Regions from separate parts of the Homo sapiens genome. Here region 2 is linked to region 1. Evidence: chromatin loops called from intact Hi-C (ENCODE). Cell type or tissue: OCI-LY7. All regions are shown on one strand. Each heading gives the region's core, and the rest is flanking DNA. Links, peaks and the distances in the headings are about the cores only.

The links. Peaks named below come from ENCODE experiments on the same cell type or tissue, not always from the same donor. Only the 100,000 strongest peaks of a DNase experiment are listed, where the experiment ranks them.
Region 2: a loop joins it to region 1, with 4 times the contacts of the local background. A loop is called at or near these places in 6 of 110 quality-filtered maps.

Annotation. Positions count from the first base shown.
Region 1 is chr10:119,481,984-119,497,406 of GRCh38, reverse strand. No RefSeq gene overlaps it. Among named protein-coding and RNA genes, the nearest start is that of RGS10, 53 kb to the left of the region's middle. RefSeq lists an enhancer at 671-1,010. In OCI-LY7, for the core only: CTCF peaks have their summits at 7,270 and 7,477; DNase peaks (open chromatin) are centred at 7,506 and 7,746; H3K4me3 peaks cover 779 bases; H3K27ac peaks cover 390 bases.
Region 2 is chr10:119,410,714-119,426,136 of GRCh38, reverse strand. GRK5 (G protein-coupled receptor kinase 5) reads right to left here. Exons shown (of 16, transcript NM_005308.3): 5 at 2,871-2,971; 6 at 1,052-1,144. Among named protein-coding and RNA genes, the nearest start is that of MIR4681, 40 kb to the right of the region's middle. In OCI-LY7, for the core only: a CTCF peak has its summit at 9,080 (motif pointing right); a DNase peak (open chromatin) is centred at 9,056.

The DNA.
Region 1 (15,423 bases), core at 3,362-11,361:
ACTTATGCCACTCCCTCTGGCTTGCTCCTGCCTGATTGCCTACGTCTATGCCAGTCGCAGAAATGAGGCATATGCAGAATTTAGTGTCCTGAAGCAATTGCAAATGTGAGGCTGAAGTGTAGGGACCCGCGTAGCCAAACAGATGCTTCTACCCAGCCCTTTGCTTTCGTCCCTATGCCCATCCATTCATCGATTAGCGTTGAAATTGTATCTTTGGCTGGGTGTGGCGGCTCACACCTGTAATCCCAGCGCTTTGGGAGGCCGAGGCAGGTGGATCACCTGAGGTCAGAAGCTTGAGACCAGCCTGGCCAACATGGTGAAACTCTGTCTCTACTAAAAATACAAATATTAGCTGGGCATGATGGCGCATGCCAGTAATTCAGCTACTCAGGAGGTAGAGGCAGGAGAATCGCTTGAATCCGGGAGGCGAAGGTTGCAGTGAGCTGCTCTCCAGCCTGGGCAACAGAGCAAAACTCTGGCTTAAAAAAGAAAGAAAGAGAGAGGGGGCGGGGGGGGCGGGGTGGGGAGAGAGGGAGAGAGAGAGAGAAAGAAAGAAAGAAAAAAGAAAGAAAGAGAAAGAAATTGTGTTTTCAACGTGCCAGAGACTGTGCTAGGTGCCGAGATTCACAGGGGGAAATAAAGCAGCAATGATGATCTGTGCTCCGGTGGGGTTTACAGATGTATGAAAATACAGGTTTTCTTACTATTCAGGCCTAATGAGGCCAACAGTCAGGAGACAACTGCCACTGGAGAGAGTTTGTTGCTCGCAGTTCCTAAGCTGAGGTGGCATGCGATAGTCATGCAGGGCCACGTGGGGGAAGCACCAGGGTCAGGAGGCAGCCCAGAGGGAAAATGTGGGCAAGAGCCTCTACTGTGGTTTCTTTGGAAAAGGCAAGCAGGGTAAACAGGCTTCGGACGGGCTGGTTTGAGTCATTTCAGCAGGCTCTGGGGTATAGGGACTGTCCCTAGTTGTCTGGCCAGCCCGTGAGGTGCTTAGGGCAGATGGGTCATGGCCCCCAGTGTGAGAGTCTGATCAAGGAGGCATCTGGGTTACATGCTCTGGATTGGTTGCTTTGCATATTAAAGGTACACCCTAGTTGTTTACTATCTCTAGGAATTAGGGGGCCCTGCCCGGGAGGGGCAGTCTCTCCAGTGTCAGCAAGGCCCCAAGTGAGCATTGGAATAAAAAGACGTGCTAGAGACCCAGCATGGTGGCTCACGCCTGTAATCCCAGCACTTTGGGAGGTTGGGGCGGGCGGATCACCTAAAGTCAGGAGTTTGAGACCAGCCTGGCCAACGTGGTGAAACTCCGTCTCTACTAAAAATACAAAAATTAGCCGGTGTGGTGGCGCACACCTGTAATCCCAGCTACTGGGGAGCCTCAGGCAGGAGAATCACTGGAACCTGGGAGGCAGAGGTTGCAGTGAGCTGAGATTGTGGCACTGCACCCAGTCTGGGCCACAGAGCGAGACTCCATTTGAAAAAAAAAAAGACATGCTTGATACAGCCATCTGCAGGGGTCTCAGACTCCCAGCCAGCAGGCCATAGATGCGTTTTGCTGTTTCATGGGGTGTAAGTTTTAAATCTTTTTGCAAATGCCTGAAGCAGAGCATGATTGTAATCTCTAGTTGGCTGCAGGCCCCACCATTCCCTATTGCCTTACAGCAGGCCACTCCCATATTTGTGTTATCTGCTGGCTCCATATTTTGTACTCTGATTTCTAGTTCCCATGTGCAGAGAGCACAGCCTGGGTGGCCTTGTCTTCTGTGACTTTGCAGTCATTCATTATACCTCCAAATCCACTCTGCTTACCTGCTGGCTTTCTGAGAGTAAGTTGCACACCATGTCTAACCGTGGTCCTCCACTGCCCCGCCTTCTCAATTGCAGAACTCCCCTCTGAGGTGTGAGGGGAACCACATCACACTTGTGGAACCCCTTTCCAAGTGCTTCTTTCCCATCGCGTCATCGCAAACCCTTAAAAAGTGGGGGGACAGCTATTCCTCCTGTTTTAGAGATGGGAACACCAAAATGGATGACGTGGCTCACATGAGCACATGCTTGTGAGTGGCAGAGTCTGGGACAGGAGCCAAACCTTCTGTCTCCTACCCAGCTCCCTTTTTGGTCCATCCTCTGCCTGGACAGGGCCTTCGGGAAGTCCAGGGCTGGAGTGAACATTGGCCTTTTGGGAAAGATGCTCATCCACTCACACAACAGATATTTAATGTGCACCTATTACATCCAGGCCAAATACTAGACACAGGAATGTAGGGGGATGAAAGAATGAGGCATTAACCCTGCCCTTGGAGAGCAATTGGCTAGGAGAGGACATGAAGTCTGCACCAACAACTGCCATCAGAAAGAAAGTGACCAGCCCCTGGGAGAGGGACTGATGGGACATGCCTGGGTGGTTGGGCTCATCTCTTCAGTTTACGAGCGGGGTTGTTTTGCCTTTCCCATAAATATCAGGATGTTAAGTTTCATGTTGACACTGGCAGTGAAGTGATTCTTTCAAACAATGTGAGCATGAGTGCTCTGTTCTTCAGGGAATAAGCTTTTTATTTCAGTTTTAAGTGAACTCCAGATAGCAAAGTGACAGTCAGTTAGCTAAGTTCCCCTCATGACTTGCTAATGAGGACACGTGTCCTTTTGTGTGTGATAGAGTTAAGGGCTGATTAATTGGTACCCAACTCTCAGGCCATGGCTCTGAATTTGGGAGGATGCTTTGTTTACAATCTTTGCAAACTACTCATGACTCACATTCTGTCATTATTTACTTTCATTTTGGCTGCAGATGTTCTAGAACTTGCATTTATTTAAGTGCTAAATAGTCTTGTAACATTAGCTTCCAGGGTTTTAAAAACTCTTTTCTTCACAAGGTTAGTTGCGTCCAATGCAGTGAGTACTGTAAAAAGTCTGGTGCCCAGGCAGGGAGGGAAGAAACTTCACACACAGCTGGAGCCAGGGGTAGAATCACTGTGTTGAAATGGTCCCTAAACCTTGGGCAGAGCCCAGGGCTCCCCTTGGATTGCCACAGACACTACAAGCTTTGCAAGTCCAAAATTGACCAGGTCTCTGAGTGAGAATCAGGGGCTTGAGCAACTTCGCACTTGCAAGGGAGGGTCTCAGGGTGAGGGTCTTGCACGGGTGCCCTGTGCTGCATGCTTGTTTAGAGGAGCCCTTTTCCTGATTCCCACAAGGCCACTGGGTAGGGGCAGCTGGAAGTGGCCTGAGAGTCTCCTCTGTCCTGCACTTCGACATCTGATCATCAGAAAGTCCTCTAGATTCTTCTCCAAAATATAGCTTCACCGTGTCCATGCCTGCCATCTCCATGGCCACGGGCCCTGACCAGGTCACCTCATCTCTTGCCCAGAGGCTCCTCCTCCTAGCTGGTCTGTCCTCCTCACGCCACACCCCTGCTCCTCATCTTCATCTAGTATCCTTCTTTTTTTTTTTTTAAGAGACATGGTCTCACTCTGTTGCCCAGGCTGGAGGGCAGTGGTGTGATCATAGCTCACTGCAGCCTCAAACCCCTGGGCTCCAGTGATCCTCCCACCTCAGCCTCCTGAGTAGCTGGTGCTATAGGCACACACCACCACACCTGGCTAATTTGTTATATATATGTGTGTGTGTGTGTGTGTGTGTGTGTGTGTATGTGTGTGTGTATATAATATATATATATATATATATATTTTTTTTTTTTTTTGTATAGATGGGGGTCTCCCTATGTTGCCCAGGCTGGTCTTGAACTCCTCACCCTAAGCGATCCTCCAGCCTTGGCCTCCTAGAGTGCCGGGATTACAGGTGTGAGCCATCGCGTCTGGCCTAGTATCCAGTTTTTTAAAAGAACAAACCTGGTCATGCTGCTCACTCTTCTTAAGCCCCTTTTGTGTCTTTTTCTTGTTCTCAACATCAAAATTCAGATCATAACCAAGGCCCGGGACATGTAGCTCAGTCCCACCTCACCCTCCATCCTCCACGACTGGCCCTTCCCAGCCTCACAGGCCTGAAGCCGACCGGAAGCAAGGCAGGATGTTGCTTCCCGCAGCCTTTGCGTGGGCCACGGCCAATGCGCAGAGTGGCTTCCTCCAGACCCTGGTGTGGCCGGCTCCTTCTCATCCTTCAGGTCTCAGGCTGTGTGTTAGCTCCTGAGGAGGGGACCGAACCCCTCGAGGCAGCCCCTTCCCCCTCATTCACAGCCTGCCACCCCAGGGCTGCCCATTGCTCATGGCCAATCCATGCCTTTGTCATAAAAACACAGATTGGAGGCCGGGCGCAGTGGCTCATTCCTGTAATCCCAGCATTTTAGGAGACTGAGACGGGCAGATCACTTGACGTCAGGAGTTCTAGACCAGCCTAGTCAACATGGTGAAACCCCGTCTCTACTAAAAATACAAAAATTAGCCGGGCGTGGTGGTGGATGTCTGTAATCCCAGCTACTTGGGAGGCTGAGGCAGGAGAATTGCTTGAACCTAGCAGGCAGAGGTTGCAGTGAGCCAAGATTGTGCTACTGCACTCCAGCCTGGGAGACACAGTGAGACTCCATCTCAAAAAAAAAAAAAACAATAAAAAAAACACAGATTGGAGGGAGAGAAGCCCACCCTTTCATGAGCACCTCCCCTGTGTGCAGGAGATGTGACTTCCACTGTGTCAGTGGAGAAGTGAGCTCCAGCAGCATTGAAACTGCACTAGGTCACCACGACTCATAGTGGGGCTAGGACTGGAACCCAGGTCTTTTGGATCCCCAGAGCCCACCATCCATCACTACACCAGGCTGGGCTTATCCAGCTCAGGCAAATCTTTGGTCATTCCTGCTGGAAAATGTGACTCTGTCTCTGTTCTCCCAGGAAGAAGGCTACTACCCAGCCAGTCTTGGCCCATTCTACCCTTTCCTCTATGGGATACACAGAGGGCCCCGGCCCCAGCCAGGGAGGCAGAGTCAATGCTTCTTTAAAAAGCCTAGTTTGTGTTTGCAACCAGTTTTGTTTTTTGTTTTTTGTTTTTCCTTTAGTGATATATCATGAGCATCTTTCCATGCCAATAAACATAATTATATACAATCCAAAAAAAAAGGCCTGTTTTGAGATTATCTAGGAAAGATAAATGTTTCCCTTGTGCTAATTCCAGCACCGTTTATATGCTGCTTTGCAACACAGGCAAACTGTTTTCTTCTTCTTTAAGCATTTAAACTCTGTTTTTTAAACTGTTATGGCATACAGATCGCAAAGAGTAACAGATGTCTGCCTGATAGACTTGTTTCCCAGGAAAAGAATCTGCTGCTTCTTGGTCTCCAGAGGAAGGATGACTTTGCAAGTATGTGGCTTTTGGTCTCCTTCTGCCCCTCTCACCCCCATAAGAATGGGGGAAGAAATAGAGCACCGCAGACTGCCTCATAAATATCTGTGTCTACAGATCCTGGCTGATTGCAGAGGCAGAGGCGAGACTCTGATCTCCCAGGAGGCTGTCCCTGTGCCTCCCAAAGGGAATATTTCTCTCTTTTTTCCTAAAGGAGCGAGGTCACTCATCATGACCTGAAAACATGAAAATGTGGGTCCACCTTTACTAAATTTGCAGGTTTCCCCAGAACCTTAGCACTAAAAGAACCTCTGTCAACTATCATCATCATTATTATTATTTTTGAGATGGAGTCATGCTCTGTCACCCAGACTGGAGGGCAGCAGTGCACTCTTCGCTCACTGCAACCTCTGCTTCTGGGTTCAAGCAATTCTCCTGCCTCAGCCTCCCGAGTAGCTGGGATTACAGGTGTGCGCCACCACGCCCGGCCAATTTTTGTAGCATTCGAAGAGATGGCGTTTCACCATGTTGGCCAGGCTGGTCTCAAACTCCTGACTTCAAGTGATCCACCCACCTCAGCCTCCCAAAGTGCTGGGATTACAGACACGAGCCACTGCGCCTAGCCTCATTATTTGTTTATTATTATTATTTTACTATTGGTTAGCATGAGAATTGTGGTTATGTTCATGTCATGAAGTTCAACTGCCTAAATTCTATCCCAGCTCCGTCGCTTATTAGCCCTGTGAGCTTGCGTAAGCCATCATGGATCTTTTCAAGCCCAAGTTTTCTCAATTATTAGATGGGATAATATTGGTCCCTATGCCTTAGTCTGTTTCATCTGCTATAACAAAATACCTGGGTAACTCAAAAACAACAGATATTTATTGCTCACAGTTCTGGAGGCTGGGAAGCCCAAGATTAAAGACACTGACAGATGAGGTGTTTGGTGAGAGCCTGTTTCTCATCCATGGTGCCTTTTATGTCCTCACATGCTGGGCACATGCTCAGCTGGAAAGGGCAAGCAAGTTCCCTAGGGTCTCTGAGCACTGATTCCCATTCATTCAGGTGCCGACCCAGAGCCTTCATGACCTAATCACCCGCGAAAGGCCCTGCCTCTTTTTTTTTTTGAGATGGAGTCTCGCTCTGTCACCCAAGCTGGAGTGCAGTGGCATGATATGGGCTCACTGCAACCTCTGCCTCCTGGGTTCAAGCGATTCTCCTGCCTCAGCCTCCTGAGTAGCTGGGATTACAGGCATGCGCCACCACGCCTGGCTAATTTTTGTATTTTTGGTAGAGAGGAGGTTTTGCCATGTTGGCCAGGGTGGTCTCGAACTCCTGACCTCAAGTGATCCGCCCGCCTTGGCCTCCCAAAGTGCTGGGATTACAGGTGTGAGCCACTGTGCCCCAGCCGGCCCTGCCTCTTGATATCATCACACTGGGGACTCGGTTTCAACATGTGAATTTGGGGCGGGGGTCGGGGGCGGCACAAACATTCAGACGCTAGCACTATATAAAATCCAATGAGATAATACATGCAATGTGCGCAGCACAGTGCCTTGCGCACAGCGGCTTAATAAACCTTGGTGATTATTATGAGGCCACCAAACCAGGGATAGGTCGTGTGGTCTGCCTAAGGTGCGCAGGGAAGGGTAGCAGATCCCGGCCGGGTCTGACTCCTGGATCCTTGCCTGGGACTCTTTCACTGTCCCCCCAGTCCCCCGCACACACATGCACACGATGTTACCCCGCGTTCGAGTCGTGATCGACGGGCAGCCAGCTGGACCTGAATGTCATTCAAATGATTGCAGGCTCGAAACCAGGGGTGGGGGGGCTCTCAGGAGAGGATTTGGGCCCAGAAGGGGACATGCAGGGGGAAGCCAGAGAAGTGAGAGGGAGATCTGAGTGGTGGGTGCCCCAGCAGCGTAATATGGCTCCATTTCCAACCTGGAACCAGGTTGTTGCCTCTCCAGACATTTTGTGTCCGAAGGAAGGGGAAGGGAATTCAGTAGACATTCTTTGGAGGAGCCTCTTGGACTTCGGTGACTTTTTCTTGACAAGAACCATGGTCTCCTAGGGCAGAGCTGCCCACATGCTTTTCTGGGAGGTCCCGGGCTCCCCAGGCTCCTTGGAGTAGAAGGAAGTCTGGGGACCCCCGAGAGCCTGCCTGAAATTCCTGGCTTGAGCTCACGGGGGAGCTGGTGAGCTGTGGAGGGAGGCAGCTCCCGGGGTTCTTGCGGGTCCCTGCAGCACGGGAGGACCCTCCAAGGCCCTGGGCACCCATCCTGGTCAGACCGTCCCCTCCCACCAACTTTTCTCCTTGTCTCTCCCAGAAGGGTGCCCTGGGGAGACCCTCTCCCCAGAGGCTGGGACTGGGCAGGAAGGTGGGGCAGCTGCTCCCATCCTTTCTGCCCCGCACAGTTCAGGCAGTTCATCTTCGGGCAGGAAGATGAGGTTTCGAGGTACTTCCTGGGCTTGCGCTGACGTTTTTGACTACCGTCCCCGCCCCCACCCCGCCCCACTCTCTAGTTTGGCCTCTGCTGGCTCCAAAACCCTCTCAAATATCCCACGAGGGTCATTAGTGGGAGACCTTTGTTCAGTTCATTCATTTTTTAAATCAATGCTATATATTTTTTTAATGCTCGGAAACAGTGTTTTGATGTGAGTTTATTACTTGAAGAACTGCAGGACTTTGTACAACAAACTGCCTGATACTAAAGTTATATTAACAAAGAGATCAAGAAATGACTGGCTGTGTGCACAGAGGCTTAAAGGTTTAGTGTGGCTGAGATACTAAACGTCTCTCTTTCCCACCACTTTATTTTATTTTTATTTTTGAGACAGAGTCTTGCTCTGTCACCCAGGCTGGAGTGCAGTGGCATGATCTTGGCTCACTGCGACCTCCATCTCCTGGGTTCTCATGCCTCAGCCTCCCAAGTAGCTGGGATTATAGGCGCATGCCACCATGCCTGGCTAATTTTTGTATTTTTAGTACAGATGGGGTTTCATCTTGTTGGCTAGGCTGGTCTCAAACTCCTGACCTCAGGTGATCCACCCGACTCAGCCTCCCAAAGTGATGGGATTACAGGTGTGAAGCACTGCACCCAGCCTCCCATCACTTTATTTTAAAAGTGTATTTCCAAATCCTCGTCTTCTACCTCGGGGTGGTCGTTCCAAAATGTTTTATTTCTGAAGCTTCCCAGATAAGCAGCTACAATTTCACTCTTTCCTCCCCAGCTCACTGGGATGCATTTTTTCTTCTTCTTTTTTTTTTTTTTTTTTTTTTTGGTGGAAGGAATTTTTTTTAAAAAAACTAAGACGTACCTAATTTCAGTAAAGAGTAAAGTACACAAATCTTAAGTGGAGAGCTCTATGGATGTCTCCATTTGTCTACACACTCATAACTACCACCGCATTCGGCTATGGAATATTTCTAGCATCTGGGGTGCAGAGTTTTTTTTGTTGTTGTTTTTTGTTTTTTTTGAGACAGAGTCTCACTCTGTCGCCCAGACTAGAGTGCAATGGCCCGATCTCGGCTCACTGCAACCTCTGCCTCCCAAGTTCAAGTGATTCTCCTGCCTCAGCCTCCCAAGTAACTCCTGACCTCAAGTGATCTGCCGCCTCGGCCTCCCAAAGGGCTGGGATTAGAGGCATGAGCTGCTGCACCCAGCCTGGGATGCAGTGTTTTTTTGTTTGTTTGTTTTTGTTTTTTGAGATAGAGTCTCACTGTCACCCAGGTTGAAGTGCAATGGTGTGATCTTGGCTCACTGCAACCTCTGCCTCCCAGCTTCAAGCGATTCTCCTGCCTCAGCCTCCTGAGTAGCTGGGACTACAGGCACATGCCACCACGCCCAGCTAATTTTTGTATTTTTAGTAGAGGCGGGGTTTCACCATGTTGGCCAGGCTGGTCTTGAACTCCTAACCTCGGGTGATCCACCCACCTCAGCCTCCCAAAGTGTTGGGATTACAGGCGTGAGCCGCTGTGCCTGGCAGTTTTTAAGGAACACTGTGTTTGTCTATTTGGGCTGCGGTAACAAAATACCTTAGACTGAATGGCTTAGAAGCAACAGACATTTCTCACAGTCTGGAAGCTGGGAAGTCCATGACCAGGGTGCTGGCAGATTCAGGGTCTGGCAAGGACCAGCTTCCTTCACAGATGGACGTCTTCTCCCTGTGTCCTCACATGGTAGAAGGGGTGAGGCAGCTTTCTGGGGCCTCTTTGATAAGGGCACGAATTTCACTGGCGAAGTCTCCAGCCTCATGACCTCCCAAAGGCCCTACCTCTTAATACTTTTGCTTTGGCTTTTAGTTTCAACATGAATTTGGGGGTGAGGACACAAACATTCTGATCATAGCAAGCATCTCCTTGAGAAGTCCACCCAGGTGGAACATTCGACGTGAGCCAGGAGCTGTGGTGATGCTGGGGATGGGGTATCGAGGGTCCTGGGCCTCTCACTGTGCTGTCATCCTGACGCCCAGCTCTGGTGTCTCAGTTCTCAGCAGATGGATAATCCACACACTCTGTCCTCAACTCCTCGTCCAGCCATGTGGAGTGAGAAGAAGGTGGCCCCTCCTCCTCCATGCATGAGCTTTTTGAGGTTGTATTCTGATTTTTCCCATTAGGGAGATTGGCTACTTCACAAAACCTTCAGCAGCCAAGGTGCCATTTTGCCTATGTCCGATTCTGTGGCAGAGTTGGGAGGAGTTTCAGTGGAGTTGTCCATATTTTTATATTCCTGCCTATTCAGTGCAAATCATTTTGCTCAGTTTACCACTAACCCATCACTTTTAACAAACTTTGTATTAGGACAATTTCAAAATATTCCGAAAAGTAAAAACACAACCATAACAAAAACATTACCTTGACTTAATAATGAACACTTTGCCATGATTCATTTCTCTGCTCATGTTTTGCTGGCAAACTATTTTAAAGAAAATCAGACATAATGCTTCACCTAAAACAAGGACATTTAGTACACCTAATAAAATGAACAATAATTCCCAATATCATCTAATACCTACTCCATATTCAAACTTCCCAAGCTATAGAACATTTTGAAATGTCCTTTTTTAAAAAAATTATTTGTTTATTTATTTTGAGACAGAGTCTTGCTCTGTCACCCAGGCTGGAGTGCAGTGGAGTGATCTCGGCTCACTGCAACATCCACCTCTTGGGCTCAAACGATTCTCGTGCCTCAGCCTCCCAAGTAGCTGGGATTACAGGCGTGGGCCACCAGGCACAGCTAATTTTTGTATTTTTAGTAGAGACGGGGTTTTACCATGTTGGCCACGCTGGTCTCAAACTCTTGACCTCAAGTGATCAGCCTACCTTGGCCTCCCAAAGTGCTGGGATTACAGGCATGAACCACCACACCTGACCTGAAATGTACTTCTAAAAACCAGGATCCAATAAAAAAAAGTTGGCATTGTAATATCTCTCAATGTAGACCAATCTTCAATCTATTTTTAATGTAGTGGCAATACCATTTTGAAGACACTAGGCCAAGTATTAGTGTAAAACGACCCATGTTCTGGATTTGTTTTATTGTTTCTTCTTGGTGTCCTTTAACTTGTATTTCCTTCACTTCTGAGAAGGAAACAATATTACTTATGCTGACCCTTCCCATTAGTCCAAAGGTTCCTGAATTTTTTCAGTTCATGATATCCTTAGTGTCTCAGTAATTTTTTCATGGTGTCCTTCGATCAAACAAAATCGAACAATTCCATATATTAAGTGATTAGGTCCAAACAACTTTATAAGTATTTGTGTCCTAATTTAATAAATATTAGCAGCCATTGGGAAAAAATGCATACATAAATTGAAAGAAAAAAGAGCATTTCTATTTCAGTGTAAAACAACCAAAGCTGCTCACTACTGAGGTGTGTATGCTCATGGAAATCACGCAGCTTCCCAGACCTTGGAATCAGATTGACATCACCACCCTGATTTCCTGTCCCACACAAGTACCCATTGATTTTTGTGTGGTACTTACTTTTTATCACAGCAATCACCGAAAACCCAGCTGTGCGAAGATATGATTCCATCAAAAGGAAGGTAGCATGACCAAGCTTTGAAACTGTGAACTACCTGGAGCTGGTTCACACATTGTTAATGACTGCTATCTAGCCATTGAAGATTTAAAATATTCAGCCTGGGCGCTCTGGCTCACGCCTGTAATCCCAGCATTTTGGGAGGCCTAGCAGGGTGGATCACCTAAGGTCAGGAGTTCAAGACCAGCCTAGCCAATGTGGTGAAACCCTGTCTCCACTAAAAATACAAAAATTAGCTGGGCGTGGTAACCGGCGCCTGTAGTCCCAGCTACTCAGGAGGCTGAGGCAGGAGAATCTCTTGAACCTGGGAGGCTGAGGTTGCAGTGAGCCGAGATTGCACCACTGCACTCTAGCCTGGGTGACAGTGCGAGAGTCTGTCTCCAAATAAATAAAATAAAATAAAATAAAATATTCGATGGCATGCCTGTGAGTTTGCTGTGGCATCTGGGTGCCTGGATGGACAGTTTGGGGACCACAGTACAAGTGCAATGTTTGGTAATTCCGGTTGTAAGGGTTACAAGCTAATTGAAGGCAAAGCAAACACACATATATTTGTCTCAACTAAACAAACAGAAAACACCACTTCCTTCTCTCAAGCAGTGATTCTTAACTTTGCTATGCTTCAGAAACATCTGAGAAACTTAATAAAATGAGCACTCCAGGCTCTGTCTCAGAAAAACTGATAGAGTAGGTTGTCAAAGTTATCCAAAGACCATTGAGTTGGGGGGAGGTCCCCAAGACCACTCTCAGGTTCCCTGATTTGCTAACAGGACTCACAGAACTCAGAAAAGCTCTGAGTTATACTCAGAAAGGATCCAGATTCAAACCAGCAAAGGTGCATAGACAGGCACGGCTTCCAATTGTCCTCGCCCAGTGGAGTCATGTGAACGGCACTTACTTCTCCCAGGAGCAGTGGGAGGCAACATACATGAAGCAACCAGGGAAGTGCAACGAAGTCTTGGTGTCCAGGGTTTTTTTTTTTTGAGACAGAGTCTCTCTCTGTCGCCCAGGCTGGAGTGCAGTGGTGCGATCTTGGCTCACGGCAACCTCCACCTCCTGGGTTTAAGCAATTCTCCTGCCTCAGCCTCCCGAGTAGCTGGGAATACAGATGCCTGCCACCGTGCCCAACGAATTTTTTTTTTGTATTTTTAGTAGAGACAGTGTTTCACCGTGTTAGCCAGGCTGGTTTCTATCTCCTGACCTCATGATCCGCCCACCTTGGCCTCCCAAAGTGCTGCGATTACAGCGTGAGCCATTGCGCCCGGCTTTTTTTTTTTTTAAATTGAGGATCATTCACATAGGTGTGGAACATCCATATGGCTGATCTTAGTGACTCAGTCTCTAGCCCCTCCAGAGGTTAAACTGATACCATATGGCCCATGTCTCCAACCATAAACCACACTGCCTGCATAAACTATCTGGCATGGCCCAGGCCTCAGCATGTAAAGACAGTCTGATTGGGCTGGATTTTCTGAGGGCCTAGAGGTCATCTCCTAGGATCCCATCAAGGGCCAGACCAGTCTATGGAATGTGCAGGGTTTGAACACTCCATGTTTTGTGTGTTCAAAGCCATGCACAACAATGCTTTGGGAAACACTGATAGACACCCAGGCTCTCGGGCTGCATTCAGTTAGGTCTTCAGAATGTAAAGGGGGCCAGGCACGGTGGCTCACGCCTGTAATCCTAACACTTTGGGAGGCCAAGGCAGGTGGATCACTTGAGGTCAGGAGTTTGAGACCAGCCTGGCCAACATAGCGAAACCTTATCTCTACTAAAAATACAAAAATTAGCCAGGTGTGGTGGCAGGCGCCTCTAATCCCAGCTACTTAGGAGGCTGAGACAGGAGAATTACTTGAACTCGGGAGGCAGAGGTTGCAGTGAACCAAGGTTGCGCCACTGCATTGCAGCCTGGGTGACAGAGCAAGACTCCATCTCAAAAAAAAAAAAAAGGAACATAAAGGGCCCTGGAGGCCAGCCTTCCTACAGTCTGAGTAGAGACAGTGCCTTTATTCTCCGTGACGACTGATAGGCCACCTGGCTGAGTGCCATTGTCGTGTCTCCAGTGGTCAGAGACCTTATTCGTGGCTCTGTTAGAGGCGGGCAAGTACGGATCCAGGAAGTAGATCTTTGAGAATGTTTCATTCCACAGGAAATATATAACTCCGCAAGTTTTTTTTGCTTTTTTTTTTTTATTTCCCTTAGCTATTAGAAAATAGATGCCAAACTCTCTGCCAGTGCCTGACTTGGCTTGGGTGCCTGGAGCTGTTTACACCCTCCGAGTTCCGTGGCCGTCTCTGCTCTGTTCCACCCATGGACGTCTGACTTTACAAGTTATTACCCCTCAGGCCACCTCAAGGACTTTCACCATCAGTTTAATGACCGCAGAGGTGGGTGAGATCTTTGGGAGCAGCCCTGGTCAGCCCTCCTGGCATAGATAGGAAGCAGGCTGAGGGGGAATGGGGATACCCAAGCTGACAGGATGGAATGAGGACTGTCTTTGGACTCCCAGTCCAGTGCTCTGTCCTCCTCAAAGCCCCTTTCTTGGTCAGGAGCCCCCAGCCTCAGGCCCTGGAACCTTTCCATCAAGCACACCCCAGATAAATCTTGTCGGGGAATAAGGGGCCATTGGAGTTTCAGGGCAAACACCAATGAACTGTAAAATGTCTCATACTCAATGTCCTCATATGCGTTAGGACAAATCCTCTTTGACAGATGTACTAGTCCATTCTTACACTGCTATAAAGAAATACCAGAAACTGGGTAATTTATAAAGGAAAAATGTTTAATTGACTCCCAGTACTACATGGCTGGGAAGGCCTCAGGAAATGCACAATCATGGCCAAAGGGGAAGCAAGCACATCTTACATGGTGGCAGGAGAGAGAGAAGAGCGTGTGAAGGAGGAACTGCCAAACACTTAAAAAACCATCAGATGTCGTGAGGACTCACTATCCCGAGAACAGCATGGGGGAAACCACCCCCATGATCCAATCACCTCCCTCCCTCCACACGTGAGGATTACAGGTCCCTCCCTTGAGACGTGGGGACTACAATTTGGGATGAGATTTGGGTGGGGACACAGAGCCAAAGCATATCAACAGAGTCCACTCTCAGGGAAGAAAATGGGAAAAAGCAGGAAAAGAAGGGCTCAACCGCCAATGAGAGATTCATTTCAGTGGCCACTGAATGCCCCTCACCAACTCCCATACTTGCTGGCCTAGGACTTCTCGTGTGACAGTCACTGAGCTCCAGGCTGTGCCCGACCCAGAGAGGAGCAAGCCCAGCCCTGCCCTCAAGTTCCTCCAGCAGCTGAGAGGGGAGAGGAATAAGCAACGCATCTTCAGGGCACGACTTGCTGCCAGGGTGGGTTTAACGGTGTTACTGCAGTTTTTCAGGGATATGGAGTGATACTAATTTGTATTCCCTACTCCACCCTACACATGTCAAATGAGGCCATTTTCCCCAAGTCTTGATAGGTAGGAGGAGTTTGGGCTCTTTTTCTATGAAAAATCAATATCTCCTTGGAGAATTATTAAAATTATAAATTGAGGCCAGGTGCGGTGGCTCACACCCACAATCCCAACATTTTGGGAGGCCGAGGCAGGAGGATTGCTTGAGCCCTAGAATTTGGGACCAGTCCTAGCAATAGAGTAAGATGCCATCTCTACAAAAATTAGCTGGTTGTGGTGGCATACGTCTGTAGTCCCAGCTATTTGGGAGACTGAGGCAGGAGAATTGCTTGAGCCCAGGAGGTCAAGGCTGCAGTGAGCCATGATCACGCCACTGTACTCCAGCCTGGTCAACAGAGCGAGACCTTGTCTCAAAAATAAATAAATAAATAAATAAATAAATAAATAAATAAGATTATAAATGGAGACGTTGGGACTGTTCTGTGGTCTTTATTCCTTAATAATAGGAAGAATAATAAGAATAACCCTTATGTTTATCAAGTCCTTTCCAGTTCACATATACATTATTTCCACTAAAACTGAAAATGGCCTGTGGGCCCACAGAGCAGGGACCGTCAGCCCCACTGTCCAGGTGAAGAGGTGGGGTCACAGGCCGAGTGAGTTGCTCAGGTCCCC
Region 2 (15,423 bases), core at 4,724-12,723, 73 kb after region 1:
GCTGGCAGGCAGCAGTGGATGGCTCCTTTCTCACTGGATGCCCCCAGATGGCTGTGCATGCCAGGCCTCTGGGGACAGGGACTCTGGGCTGTGGGAGGGGAGGCTCCCACCCTCATCTACCAGCTCGGCCCGGCATGGATTTTACACAGGCATCGCCCCGCTCTGCAAATCCTGGGCCAGTGAAGGTAGCAGAGCACTGCGCTGGGGGCTCAGGGCCGGGGCCTCGTCGGCAGCACTGCTGGCTTGCTGGGAAGCTAAGTCAGGTCCTATGTTCTGCTTCCTCATCTGTCACAGAGGGACACATCTGCCCAAGTCACAGCCACGCATGGGCGAGTACTTTGAAGAGAATTAGACAGCAAGCACACAAGAAAAGACACTTGGTCTCCCCCATTATTAGAGAGACAAGAAAATAAGCAACAAGGAAGCGCCCTGCTCACTCACGGGATAGGAAAAGACGAGAACAGCATTGATGAAGCTGAGGAGCAGGCACTCGGGCACTGTGGCACTGGAGGTCAGGGGCAGCTGTTTTGGACAGCAGCTTAACAGCACTCACGGTTTAAAATCAGGTGCCTTCTGACCCAGAAATTCCTCTGCTAGGAATTTCTCTGGATGTACTTGCAGAAGTACTTAAAGATTTATGTACAAAGCTATTTATTATTTAGGGAGGGCTCCACACAGAAAAATGGAGAACCAACTCAATATCCATCAACAGGGCACTGGATTAAATCAAGGATGTGCAACTATTCCAAGGAATATGGCAGCTCTTTATTTGCTGACAAAGACAGTGAAGTAAAAAAAGTAAGAACGAGATGCTGTTTACATTTGCGTGAATGTGTGTTTGTGTGTGTGTGTGTGTGTGTGTGTGTGTATGTGTGTGTGCTTGAATAAGCATACAGCATTTCTAGAATACACAACTTAATTAACAGGGGGAGTCGGGTTAATTTTGTTTTAACCATGAGCCCACGGGAGGTAACTGATTTTTATATGAATTCTCAGATGAAAAATGTGTACCCTCTGCCTCCCTGATCTGTATGGGGTGTGGTGGACTCACCTTTCCAACCACTTCCACTGGAGAAAGCGGTCAAAAAACATGCTGTCCAGATATTCGTGGAATGGTTCTCCCCTCAGGTACTCGTGGACAGACCTAGTGCAGATGGAACAAGAGGATGAACATTTTATAATCCCGATCTTCAAGCAGGGGGGCAAAGCTGTGTCCAGCTTTGGAAATGCAAGTAAACAGGGCCTCTCAACCCATGCAGATGCAGCACGTCTGGCCAGAGGTCCTGCCATTCTACTGAGGGTTGTATGAAATTGGTTGGTCCTGCCAACACTTGTTGGGTACCTGCCAAGTGTTGGGCACTGTTCTAGGCCCTGGGATATAGCTGGGAGCAAGGGGTTGGCATTGTATGTGGGACACAAACAGTGAATAGCAAACATGAAATAAATGATCCCAGAGGTATGTCATCATGAATGAGTTTGGGGGGACTGGAAGGGTAGAGGGGTCTCTCTAAAAAGTGACCTTAAGCTGAGAACAGACGAAGACTTAATGAGGGGCTGGGAATCAGGGGTGGTGGGTGGTTGGGGGAAGGGTGGGGCCACAGCCCCTCAGAACCGCAGCTCTGGATCTGGTCTTGGACTAGCAAAGCCACTGGGAGTTTTTTTATGCATGCATTGGAATTCACTGGTCACCTGCTGTGGGCCAGGTGCCAGGCCGAGCCCTGGGATGCTGTGGATCTCTATGGGTCTTAGGCCATCAGGGCAGGTTCTGAAACTGTCTGCAGGCAGCTTCTTTCCTTTAGAAAGTGGCCACACTGAGTAATCTAGCACAGGCACTTGGAGCCTGGGGAAGGGAGGGGACTATGGCAGGTGGGGCACGTCAGAGTCTGTGTCCTGCCAAACCTGAAAGCCATCGTTGGGAGCCAAGATGGCCATTCCCTCAGGGTCAGAGTCACCAACCAAGACCCCACCCACTGTTGGATCTGATTCCTGGGCAGCTCCAAGAGAGCAGCAACCAAGCTTGCTCTGCCCACCAGGGCCTCTCTCCAGCACCTAACCCACTGCTTGGTCCCAGGACGGCCCTCCCAGCTCCCCTCAAAGTGCATGCAGGTTGCTGTTTTTCTTGTAAAAACTCCATGAAAGCCAGGATTGGGTTCTTGTTCACCTTGGTATCCCCCAGCACCCAGCACAGTGCCAGGTACACAGTAGGTACTCAATTGATGTCTGTGGTGCTGAATAAGGGCACACAAAAAGCCCCTAAGATCATCCAACTATGTGGGGTAACCTGGCTTTGGAGAACTTTCATGAGCCTGTGTGTGTGTATGTGTGTGTGTGTGTGCTTGCGTGTGTCAGCAAGTGACTTGTGTGTGCTCCTCAGTGCTCATGCCTTCAGAGTGTGTGTGTGCAGGATGGGGTGGGGGTTTAGTTGGTGCTCTGCTGGCAGCATGGCCATCGACTTGTGTCACCTCCTGCACGGCAGACGTGCCACCTGCAGACAAGGTGATGGGGTTTGGCTGAGAAGCTCCCCCTGCATCAGTAGCACTGGCTCGGGTTGGTGGCAGTGGTGGGGGTTGAGGACCCTGGGAAAGACTTCCAAACCACCCAGACAGGGTCAAATGTTTGCACATTCCTCTGTCTCAACAGCCTGGAGAGCCACTTGCTTTCAATACCCTTTGCAGCAGATGTTTTCTTTGGACTTGGCACCTTGATATCTTTTTCTCTTCGTGGGAAGTATACAAACAGTTGGTATAACTTGGCTGAAGCTGTCAGGCATGGAAGACCTGCCTCAGTGCCCTGTATGGTCAGGTGGAGAGCTGCGGCATCCCATCTCTGGGCAGCCCGGGGAGGACAGGCCAGGTGACTACGGCACTTACTGTGCACAGGCAGAAAAGAGTTCTTTGCACGGCTTCTGTAGGAGCTTCTCCTCCGTCTGGGAGACCAGGTCTTGGCCAACTTGGGCTATGAAAACAGGGGACTGGAAGAAGGAAGGGAAGGGAGGTGGTCAGTGAGGAGCCAGCAGCAGTGCGGCCGGGTTTGCCCACAGGTGTTGGGCCAAGAACCAGCCACGCTCCAGGTGCTGGTACATCTGGCAGCCCGTCTGTGCCCCAGTGTGTGACCTGCTGCCCCCTCCAGGCTGCACCTGGCTCAGGGCTACCTGGACACTGGTGGTTTGGGGAGGTGGCTGAGCTGGAAGGTGGTGAATGAGCCTAGGTTCAGGATGAGACTTCTGACTGTGTCACTTACAGGCTGTGTGACCTCATGGAGGTCACTTGGCTTCTCTGAGCCTCATTCCTCATCTGCAAAACATTGATAATGACAGTCCCCATGGCCTGGGCATGTAGTCAGAGCTGACAAGGTGTGCAAATGCTCCCAACCATAAGGGGCTGTGCAGCGTGACCCAGCTCATCACTGAGCCCCCAGCAGGCTTGGTGACGCCCCTTGGCCATGCTGGGCTTCTTTCCTCCGAGGGCAAAAGAGAAGATGAACACCTGCCCAGCCTCGAGGTTCATGTGTGAAAGGGTTTGGATCAGGCCAAGGTGGACAGGAAGGCTCAGGAGGGAGGAGGGTGGTGAGGAGGGGAGGGGAGCTATAGCCCCGGAGCTGCAGGCTTGGGTTTGAATCCCAGATCTGTGACTCGCAGCTGTGGCCTTGGTCTTAACTGCTCAGCCTCACTCTTGTCAGGAAGACAATCAGGAATAGGAGTTTCTCTTGGAGCAAATCAATAAAAGCTTCAGGTAAGGCATTTGGCCCAGATCTGGCAGTAGTAGCAAGCACGTAATAAATGTCACCACCGTTGTTTCTTTATCTTTCTAGGTTAAGCTGCTGGCCTGAGTATTTTAAATTTGAAAGGACATTTCAGAGAGTTGCTGTGTCCTACCCAGGAGTGGCGGCCGCATCTGGAAGGCAGCTCCACCCAGGGCAGGCCTTACCCACCCCCTCCCCTCCTCCCACCATTCACCCTCTGCCAGCTGTTCCCAGGGGCTGACTCACCAGCTGGGCTTTGAGATGGGTTTTTAATAAATTAAAGAGATAATTGAGAAAATTGCTGGGAGTGGACTCAGAAAGATGGGGTGTGGACACAGCTCTCTCCCAAAAGGATGCTGAAATCTGAAAGCCTTGCCTCCTCTTCCCTATGGGGCTGATTTGCTAAGAGTCCACTGGATGGTTTCTGGGCGGGGGTGTCAATCCCTGGGGGTGGAGGGGACGCCCGAGGCAGCAGCTGGCCTGTCCTTGGTGAATGGAATCAGTGGCTTGTTTTCTGTTCCCCACGGTTCTGAATGTCCAAATCCCTTCCTTCCTTCTTTATTTCTTTTCTAGGTCCAGCCCTCTCTGCAGGCTCACCCCTGCCCTCAGGGTCTCCCAGCTGAGCCAGGCCTGAGAGGCTTCAGCTTCTTGGGGGGCAGCCTGCAGTGTGGATGCGAGCTGCTGTGACAGTAAACACCACTTACCCAAGTGCAGGCCAAGCCATTCCCACCAAACAGCAGTCTCAGAGCACATTTCCCAGTTACCAACAGCAGCCTGGGTAGTGGCTGCTGTCTCCCACCTGCCTTCCCACTCTGCCCCAGGAGACACAGAAGAGCAACCCACAGAGCACGGGTCACAACTTTTGCAGAAAAGATCCTCGATGTCATGGGAGGAGCCCCAGGCCAAGAGCCAGGAGCCTGAGCTCTGGCCCGGCCTCTGACCTTGGCCATTTTGTGCCTCCGTCTCACCCTCTGAAACAGGAAGGAGCTGCTCCAGAGATGCCTGAAGGGTCCTTTGAGATTTGGGAGTCGACAACTGGGGGCTTGTGCCTCTAAGACTTGGAGAACTTTCTTGGAAATTCTGGCAGCTGAGTCTCTTGGGAACCAGTACCTCCAGGCTACTTCAGAGCAACTGAATATTAGCACAAATCCCGAGGCCCTGGGCAAATCTGCTTCAGGAAGGAGAGAGCCGATGGCTTGGCACCCTTAGTCCAGGAGGGCCCAAGGCCTGGCACGGAGCTGGTGCTGGTTGTCTGTTCGTGAGCAAGACGATACAATGTGTTGTGCCAGGATATGACCTTGAGCCTGGTGCGAGTCAGCAAGGACCAGATAGAGATGCCAGCAGGGTGGGCCATGGGGAGAAACAGAATGGTCAGAAGGGGGACCTGAGTTGCCCACCTGTGTGCACTCTGCAGGGTTCTGCCTTTGTTTCCACCTAGGAAGGACCCACCCTTACCCACCACAGGCACAGCCTGGTGCTGGGCAGGGGTAGAATTAAAAGATGAAGATGAAGCCAGGCAGGACTCAGTGGCTCATGCCTGTAATGCCAGCACTTTGGGAGGCCAAGGCAGGAGGATTGCTTGAGGCCAAGAGTTTGAGACCAGCCTGGGAAACATAGTGACAGCCTATCTCTACTAAAAATAAAAAAAGAAATTAGCCAAACATGGTGGCTTGCCTGTAGTCTCGGCTACTTGGGAGGCTGAGGCGGGAGGATTCCTTGAACCCAAGAGGTCGAGGCTGCAGTGAGTCATGATCACACCACTGCACTACAGCCTAGGCAACACGGTGAGACCCTGTCTCAAAAGAAAAAAGAAAAAAAAAAAAGAAAGAAAAAGAAAAAAAAGAAAAAAGAGATGGAGCTAGTGTGGTTTTGACCTCAAAATACTTTTTCTCCAGTAAGACAGAAATGATATATTATAAGGTATAATATCCCAACAGAAAAGTTCTTATGCCTCTCGGTTGTACTGTACATGGTGATGTACAAAATGGGTTGGTTGAAATTCAATGGCTTTCAAACCTTCTTTCTTCTTGTTTTTTTTTTTTGTTTGTTTGTTTGTTTTAGTAGCAAACTTTTCTCCTCCAAATGAAATTTATCCACAGACCCAATATTTAAAACCTATAAAAATAACTTAATTGGTAACAATAGCTTACATATACTGAAGGCTAACTCTAGTTAGGTCCTGGGCTAAACACATTGCTTCATTAATTCACTGAATCATATCCTGAGGTGGCTATTATTATAGTGTCCATTTTGCAGATGAGGAAACCGAGGTCCAGAAAGGTTAAGCAATTTTCTCAGGGTCACTCAGCCAGTAAGTGCCTGAGAGGGGATTTGAACCTAGGTTGGGTGTCTAATGAGTGAGATCTGGCTGGAGGGAGTGGGCTGTCTGGGCCACCTGTGCCCCACTCTCACCTTATCCCCTCAGGACCCATAAGGTCTGACCCTAGCCCCCGGTACTCTGCAGAGCTCAGCATGAGGACCAGGGTGCTGTTTGGTCCCATAGCAGAGGCAAGTGATGCAGCTCGAGACAATGAGCCCCACGGCTCAGAGAAGGGAGGGGTCATTGTGAGCTGGGGTCATCTGGGAAAGGCTTTATAGAAGACGGAATAAGGGGCAAAGCAGAATTTGACCCTCCTACCTGCAGGCAGGGACAGCCAACTGAACTCCCTTCTCAGCAGATGGGAGAAGGGGATTGTCCAGGGTCTAGAGGTGACCCAACTGTGTACATGAAGTCACACCACTCTCATACTTTGGATTGGCTGGCAGGGGAGCTCTGCCCAAGGGCAAAGCCCTAACAAGGGAGTTAATGAGTGGGTAATAATGTCTGGCTTTATAACCACTGGCTCGACTTGAAGAGATTAAACAATTCCAACCCAACCCCCTTTCAAGTGCCTCCAGGGAGTGACACCTTTGCCAGTAAGATGGGAATAAGAAGCTGCTGGCCATTGCGTCTGAAACTAAAGCCCAAACCTGCCAGAAGGGTAAGAAGCGAGTAGTTGTAGTCGGACATTTATTATTTGCATCAATGGAACCAGAGGATGTCTGGTCCTTCCCTGGAAGTCACTTACAAAGAGAGACTCTTTAAGAAGGCCCTCCGCTGGCTGCGTGTCAGATCGGATACACCGTGTAAGAAACAAGGCACCCAGAAGCTCAGAGGGCTCTGGGGTTCTGAGTAACCTCAGCTCAGCACCGGGATCCATCCACTGGGTCTTTCAAGGCAGGAGAATTCCATGCAGTTTCAGATGCCTGGCTGGTGGGCGGTGGGCTGGAGAAGGGAGAGGGGGGAACCCTACAGGCCGGGTGGGTTCTGGAGAGAAATGTTACCCTCACTCCACTGAGGACTCAGGAGTGTCAGGAGAGCTATGGCTGGGCAGCACTCTAGCTCTTCCTGCAGGGATGTCCCTCTGGGATGGAGCTGATGGTCAGGGGTGCCACGCTTCCCCCATCAAAGATGCCCCTTGAATGTCTAACCATACAGAAATCCAAGCGTGAGGGCCTCAAGGCCTGTAGATACCTGCAGAGGTGAAGGCAGCCAGGTTGGAAGGGGTCTTGGTGGTGCTCGTTGGTAAAATTGCCCCAGGGGTCCGGGACCCCCTCAGGTCACCAGGTGGTCTCCTTAAACAGCTCTAGCTGCAGACCTCGACTTTAACACAACAGTGAATTTGGGCACCAAGGTTCCTTTGAAAGGATCAAGTTAACTGGAAGGAGCAGGGGAGTTTCTCTGCTTGAAGTCCCCGCCATGAATGCCTGCCCCTTGTGGCCTTGCACAGCTGAAGCTACACAGTGGTCAGCCTCAGCCTGGCCCTGCCAGAGTCCACTCTGATGACAGTCAGGGTGACACCCAGCTATCCCTGAGCAGGGCTCTGTAATCATCTCTCTGGGACAGCTGAAGACACCAAGATACGCCCTGGGGACACAGCTGTGTAGCCTGGGGTGCTGGCAGGAGACATCTCTCCCCTCTGGCTGGATGAGAAAGGCCTTGCCTGCCATGAGGAACTGCGGGCTGTGAGAACCCCTCTGGCAATCACTCCCCAGCGCTGAGCTCCCCACCCACTTCTTTGGTGAAGGACTCTCCCCTTCTGGTCCCCCCTGAAGCTGGGGAGGGACAGAGGTAACCTTGAAGCTGGGGGCACTCTGCCTGCTCTGTGAGCTGGTTCTTCTGTATAAAAGCCCCCTTCACCTGGAGGTAAAAGAACCTGCCCTGCCTCTCTCTTGGGATGGGAAATTGACCTTGAATCCTGCACTGGAGGAACCTGGGGCCGCACTGGGCCAGGGGAGCCAAGGCTGCCTGCTATTCCAGCGGGCAGATCGGACAGAGCTCGTGCTGGTTTGGAACTCCCCTCGGGACCCCCGATGACTCACTCCTTCTTACCACCTCTTCCCTATGGCCCAGACTCGCTCTCTGCTCTATGCCACTGGTTCTGGGGATCCGGGCAGTTCCTGATATCTGTGATGACCAGAATGTACCTCTTCAGGTAGCAAGAGATGAAACTTGCCTGGGATGTTTTTCTGGGCACCACAGGGCACGGAGAAAAGCTCTTCCCATCACTTGGAACATAAGTAGGGCAGACCCCCCACCGAAACGGATGAAGTACGCCTAGGGTGACTTCGCACCTTCACTCCTCTCTAAGCCTCTCCCCTCCTTTTTGTCCTCATCTCATGCATCCTCTGCTGCTGTGACCCTAAACCGTATCATGCCGCGTAGGTCGCCTCTCTCATCTTCTGTTCCATCAGAGCAGAAACCTCTGGGATATTCAGGCATGGTGTGGATGATGTATTGCTGACCACTAACGATTCAATGCACGGGAGGCCTTGGAATTTTCAATGATGAGACTGTTGGGGTGGCAGTGTGGTTGGAGAGAAGAACTAGGGGCCTGTCCTGAAGCTGCATTTGTACAGCAATGGGTTTAGAGTGAATGGGGTGACTTGCTGGCTAATCCCTTGCCCCCAGCACCCCTTGGTACAGCAAATGCTCATTGCCGCACCCCTCCCAGGTCAACTGCCGCTTCACAGGCGCCATCTGTGCTTAACCTGAAGCAGGAATGATCTGGAGTATTTCAGACACTGAGGCAGGCTGGGGAGGAGGGGTGCTGAGGAGGAAGGCAGGGGCCAGGCCTGGGCATGAAGCCACCCCAGTGGGCACCACACTCAGCACTGAATCCGGGAAGCACGTGTGGATCACCCACCACACCCGAGGCTGATGCTCAGACACCCACCCTCAGTGGCATTACAGAGGTAGGGACCCAAGCACAAGGGCAGGCGACAGCCCAACCCCAGTTCTGCCTCCACGCATTCAGCCAAGGCCCATGAAGCAGGCCGTCCACAAGGTGGTGCCATTGCTTCCCTATGCTCCTTCACCCCAACGGCCTGCCAGCCTTCTGGTCCCCAAAGACTTGGGAGGCCAGGTGGGCACACCTGGAATAATTACCAACTGACTATAATCTCAGACCAGAGGAGTACGGCCTCTGCAACAACAACTGAGGGGAAAAAGGGGATCAATTCAGCCAGGTGCGGTGGCTCACGCCTGTAATCCTAGCACTTCGGCAGGCCGAGGTGTGTGGATCACTTGAGGTCAGGAGTTCGAGTCCAGCCTGGCCAACATGGTGAAACCCCATCTCTACTAAAAATACAAAAGTTAGCTGGGCATGGTGGCATGCGCCTGTAGTCCCAGCTACTCAGGAGGCTGAGGCACGAGAATCGCTTGAACCCAGGAGGCGGAGGTTGCAGTGAGCCGAGATCACTGAGCCACTGCACTCCAACCTGGGCAACAGAGTGAGAAGCAGTCTCAAATTAAAAAAAAAAAAAAGAGAGAGAGAGAGCGATCAATTCGAGAGGGAGCCCTAGAGAGGTCATACAGGCCTGGACCTTGAAGGAGAGAGAAGCTGGACTGCAGGGCCAGCGCCTGGAGGACAGAGTCAGCACTGAACAGAAAGGGAGATGCTGTTCGGAGTCAGAGGGACTAGTGAAGATCATGGGAAATAAGCAGGAACGGCTGGCAGGAATGCTGCCGTAGCTTGAGGCTGACCCCCTCCTGGGGCAGCTATCAGTGGCTGAGTTATCAGCCCCGAGGATGGCGTCGCCAAGGCGGCTGCACCTGCTCTCCCGGCACTGCTCCCTGCCTCTGCACCATGAATGACTGACGTGAGGAAGGGACATCATTTCCTGCATCAGTGCGAAACTCCAGATGTTTGAGGCTCTGGTTCCCAAAGCATCTCCCTGTATTAACATCCCTTGTTTCAAGTGTCAGGGTGGAGATGGAATCAGTTGTACTTGGCTGGTGCCCTTGGAGGCACCCAGGGATGAAGCGGGACTGAAAGACCATGAAATCAACTCAGAGCTACACCCAGAGGCCTCCCCAGAGCCACCGATAATCCTTTGCCCCGCGTCACCCTGGGAACTGTCCAGAAACACAGGCCTGATACTCGTTCAGAGATTCAGGAGTGAGACGGCGGAGGAGGTGGAGATCAGAGGACCCTCCAGGAAAGACCCCTCAGGGCTCAGCCCTTCAACCCACTCATGGCACAGATGGGGAAACTGAGAGAAGGGGTCCCCTGCAAGTCACTTGCTGGCCCATGGCGGGGCCAGGATTGGCACCTCTGACTGGGAGGCATGGATCTGAGTGGTATAAGCCCTTAACCAGGTATCCTGAGCCAGCCCTCTAGGAAGGACATGGCTTTGGCCTCCTTGGCCCCAGTCAAAACCAGCTGGCCCCCATTTCACAGCTGGGAACACTCACATCTAGCAATCTCAGCCGTGGCGTCTCTGCCACCCACTGCCTCCTCTCCATCCCCAGCTGACTACCCTGGTTTGGAGAATTCTCTTCTCTTGTTTGGACTATTGAGGAGGCTCCTCACAGGTCTCTGCTACTCTTTGCTCTTTCATTTGACACAATGGTCCCCAAAGGAGTTTTTCTGCACCACACAGCATCAGCGGCCCCCAATGCCTATAGGACCAAGTCTAGTGGCTTCTTAGACCTGGCCCCCAACACCCTGCCCGACCTGCTTCCCCTTTTCTTCCCCTGCTCTCCAGTGCTCTGGCCCCACACTGGCTGTTTCCTGGGCGAGCTCCAGCTTTCTGGCTACTGGACCTTTGCTTGGTCCCTTCGTTCCTTCCCACCCCTTCATGGCATGTCCAAACCCCACCCAGTTCTTTAGGACCTGCTTCTGACATAACCACATCTAAGATGATCCTCCCAGCAGGCAGGACCGTTCTTCCAGCCTCACCTCCTGGAGAAGGCTGCTACGATCATTCTCATCATCACTGCCATCACTGCCATTTCTTTTTTCTTTTTCTTTTTTTTTTTTTTTTTTTTTTGAGACAGAGTCTCACTCTGTCACCCAGGCTGGAGTGCAGTGGCACAATCTTGGCTCACTGCAAGCTCCACCTCCCAGGTTCAAGTTATTCTCATGCCTCAGCCTTCTGAGTAGCTGGGATTACAGGCACGCCCCACAACACCTGACTAATTTTTGTATTTTTAGTAGAGACGGTGTTTCACCATGTTGGCCAGGCTGGTCTCAAACTCCTGGCCTCAAGTGATCCACCTGCCTCAGCCTCCCAAAGTGCTGGGATTACAGGTATGCGTCACCACACCCGGCCATCATTGCCTTTTCTTGAGCACCCACTTATGATATGCCAGGTCCTAGGAGCTTTATGTGGAGTAACCTTGTTTGATCTTCTTAAGATAGGTTTTATTATTCTTACTGTCCTCACTTCACAGGCGCAGAAATAGGCTCAGAAGTTAAGTAACTTGCTCAAGGGCACATAGTTGGCCTGGGAGCAAAGACAGGATTCAAACCTAGGGAATCTGGCCAGAGAACCTTATCCCTGAGCACCAGCATGTACTCCAAGGATGCCACATTCCTTCCTAGACAGTGTGCAGGAGGATGTGGTGTTGAGGAACAAGCCCTCCCTGGAGGCCCATGGGGGCTGGATAAGGAGGTGCGGTGGACTCTGTGTGTTTTGACCAATGGTGTTTGTATAGTGCTGTCATGTGTCTCTCTCTCTCACACACACACACACGCTAACGTCCAACATATGCTTCACTTCAGTAGAGGAAAACATCCCACTGAGGAGCTCCGCGCTCATTAGCCATGGTTCCGTCAGTGGACAAAAGGTCGGCCCGGGAGACTGTCCACTCTATCTCCAGACGCAAGCACTTAGGGCTTAATGATGTGTATATTTTCATATGTGGGCAGCTGACATTCCCCATGTAAACTATTTGCAATTTCCCAACGTGGACAGGCTCAGCTTTCAGGAAGGCTGAGCAGGAGAGAGAGACTCTCTGGAAGAAAGGGGCTCCCAGGGGTCCCCTTCCTTCCACACAAGGGGGCTGCCCTGTTCTGCTGTCATGGGGTGGAGGTCATTTCTTGGGAGGCCACCCTCATTTCTCCTCCGGGGCGGGAACAGAGGAGGGGCACTCCCACAACCATACCCTGGCCGCCCCTTGACCCTCCTCGAGGGGATCTGCGTCAGCTACGGGAAGCCTGGCCTGGGCGGGGGCAGGGGTGGGAGTCGGGTCTTTAGCAGGAGCCAGGGCTGGAGGCTGCTGTGGGCGCCTGAGGGACGGGCCGGCCTAACAGTCACGGCCCCTGAGAGAGGCAGGCGTTGTGCTGGGCCTTGATGTGGGTTTTCTCATAAATTTTTACTCCTGTTGCTCTCCAGAACAACACTGTGAGGTGGGGGCTTACTGTTCCGGGGTCACAGATGTGGAAACAGAGCCCTAGAGAGCTCTGTGAAAGGAGGAATGTGGTCTCATTCCTGCTTATCAGGATGGAATGCAGCACGGCACCAGGTGTGCTGTGAGGGTTCCGCAAATGCCCGCAGACGGAACGCTTAGCAAGTAGCAGACCTGAGACGCAAATCCAGGCCTGCCCAGTTCCAAACCCTGCAATCTCTCCACTCTGCTTTGCTGAATGAACTGATGATGTTCCTGGCACATAGTAGGTGCTCAATATGCTTGTTGGATAAGTGTGTGTGTGTGTGCACGCGCCTGTGTGCATGAGTGTGAACGTTCACAGCAGGAAAGAAGGAGATAGAGAATAGCAGGTCTGTCCACCAGAAGGTCCTTTATGGGGTCATCTGCTCTGCCTCCTGCCTTTGTAACATGCTGGGCCAATCACAGTGCTAAGGAATTTTCTTAATTAAAACCAGATGGAGGGGCCGTGGCCATCTCAGGAAGAAACTGTAGGATAGGGTTGCTGGGTGGGGGAGAAGTGCCCTGGTTCGGGGGTTCCCAGCCTAGGTACCGCCGTGTCGGTCTCATGGTTTCATTTGACCATAGGAGAGAACGCCCTCCTCCTCATCTCTGCAGTAAATTCCCTCTTTGTTTGAGCAACTGGGAGGAAAGTATCTGCCACTTGCTGCCAAGAATCCAGACGAATTCACCATCTGTAAAATCAGGGGCTTAGGCCAGGTGAGCAGGAGGCCTCCAAGTGCTCTTCACACGGCCAAGAGCTCCCCTCGTCTCGCCGAGCTCCGATTCCCTGAGCTCACTCAGCCCTGCTCACCCAGCTGCAGCGACGGGGTCTGGGGTGGGGAAAGCAGAGGGTGGTGGGGCGAATGGGGGCTGTTCCAACCCTAAACCCTGGCTTGCAATTAAACATGCTCATACGGTCACAACCAGAGAAAAAGGTTTGCTGAGCAGCAGGCGCAGAGAGCATTTCCTCACTTGAGGGTTGATTTAAGGCCTGGCTGACAGGAAGAAAAAGCACCATTCTTCCACCTTTTTAATCAAAACCTTCAGGGCCATGTGGAAAAGCCACTGCCACACACCCTCACGTCCGTCTGGAGTGGTTCCTTTCTCTGTCCATGGCCAGGCAGGAGACGTGATCCACAAGCCCCAGACAAGAACAGACCAAAGGAAAGAAGGCAGGGTTTGGTTTTCGGGGTCACTGGGGAGAAAAATAAATCAGTCCGGCCACACGCTCACGAGCTGTGCGGGCTCGTGGCCTGTCCCTCCCTCCACCCTGGGCCTGATGCCAACATCCAGCAGCCCTCGGCCCAAGCACGCCCAGCTCTTCACCGGGGTGTCCTCGTGGTCAGCCCAGGCGATGGACTGCACGGCCCGGGCACCGTGCCAGGCACAGCCCTGCCAGGCAGAGACACACCGGACCGGCAGCCTGTGGGTAGAGGTCCTTGTGATCGAGGCTGGAAGGCTCTCACTGTGCCTCTTTTGAGTTCAAAGGAAGGTGATGCTCACCGTTTCCCATGAAGGTGGGCACAGCCTCCAATCAGAAGCGGATCTGAGGCCGGGCGCAGTGGCTCACGCCTGGAATCCCAGCACTTTGGGAGGCCGAGGGAGGTGGATCACCTGAGGTCAGGAGTTCGAGACCAGCCTGGCCAACATGATGAAACCCCGTCTCTACTAAAAATACAAAAATTAGCCAGGCGTGGTGGTGTATGCCTATAGTCCCAGCTATGCAGGAGGCTGAGGCGAGAGGATTGCTTGACTCCAGGAGGTGGAGGTTGCTGTGAGCCGAGATCGCACCACTGGACCCCAGACTGGGCGACAGAGCAAGACTCTATCTCAAAAAAAAAAAAAAAAAAAAAAAAAAGAAGCAGATCTGCAATGAAGCTGAGGAGGCCGAAGCTTTAGGGTTTTGTTTGTTTGTTTGTTAATTGAGACGGAGTAGTCCTTTATTTGTAGTCCTGGGAGCTACAGAATGCTCTATCTTGGGAGACAGAGCATTTCTACAGAAGCACTTCCGGGAAATTGAGGTCACAGATGAAAAGGATATGAATCTCCAAGCCCTCAGTAATTTGTTGTGATTTCTTTTCTCCTTCTCAATATTCACTTTTGTACCTAACCTCCTATTCTTTTTCTTAAAAAGCATGCTCAGCAAGTTATTTAAGCTTCAGTCCCCCCTCAAAGAAACTCTGGATCTTCCCTTGTCTCCAACTCTCAAAGGGGCCTCTCCAGGGCCCTTCCAGAGGCCATGATGCCTTTAGGAAGATGGCATCCAGTCTGCCATTTTTATCTTTCCTTGGTGAACAGTCCAAAGACCTAGAGTCTAAGGGGTCTCTGGGCTCTCTGGAGTCTTGTGTGTCTGGCGGAGGAGAAAGTGGGAGTGACACCATGACACAGTGTTCAGAAGTAACCAGCATCCACGAAAGGCCTGTGACTCCATCATGGTGCAGACACACACCACCACTCTTGCAACCTCCTTAATTCTTTGGCTGAGGATCTCTTGTACCTCTTTGGTGGTGACCATGAGGGTAGCTGGGTTTTCCACCAGGCCAGGAAGAGACTTCAAGGCATGGGAGCTGTCTTTGTGAGCAGAGGTGGAGGTGGGGCCACTGCTCCAGTGACCAGTCGGAAAGCTTCTTCAGCTGGGGTCCATCAGCCATACGGGTTCCCTGAGTGCCCATTCTGTGCCCAGGCCATGAGGTCCACCCTAAGGACCCCAGAGACCAACTCTGTTGGCCAATGGCAGGAGTTCAAGGTCAGCAAGGACTGCAGGCTGTAGAGTGCAGGTCACAGCCCCTCAGCACCTAGGAGAGAGCGCTCACAGAGGTGGCCTCTTTAGACACAGGTGGCTCCACGGCTGTGGAGAGGTTTGATCATGGCCCAAAGGGTAAAGGGGGTTTAGCCAGGCAATAGGGAGGACCCTTCTATCCTCCAGCTCATGCCATTTGTGCGCTAGGAACTCTTCCAAGACTAGAGCTCTGGATGAATTCACTTTT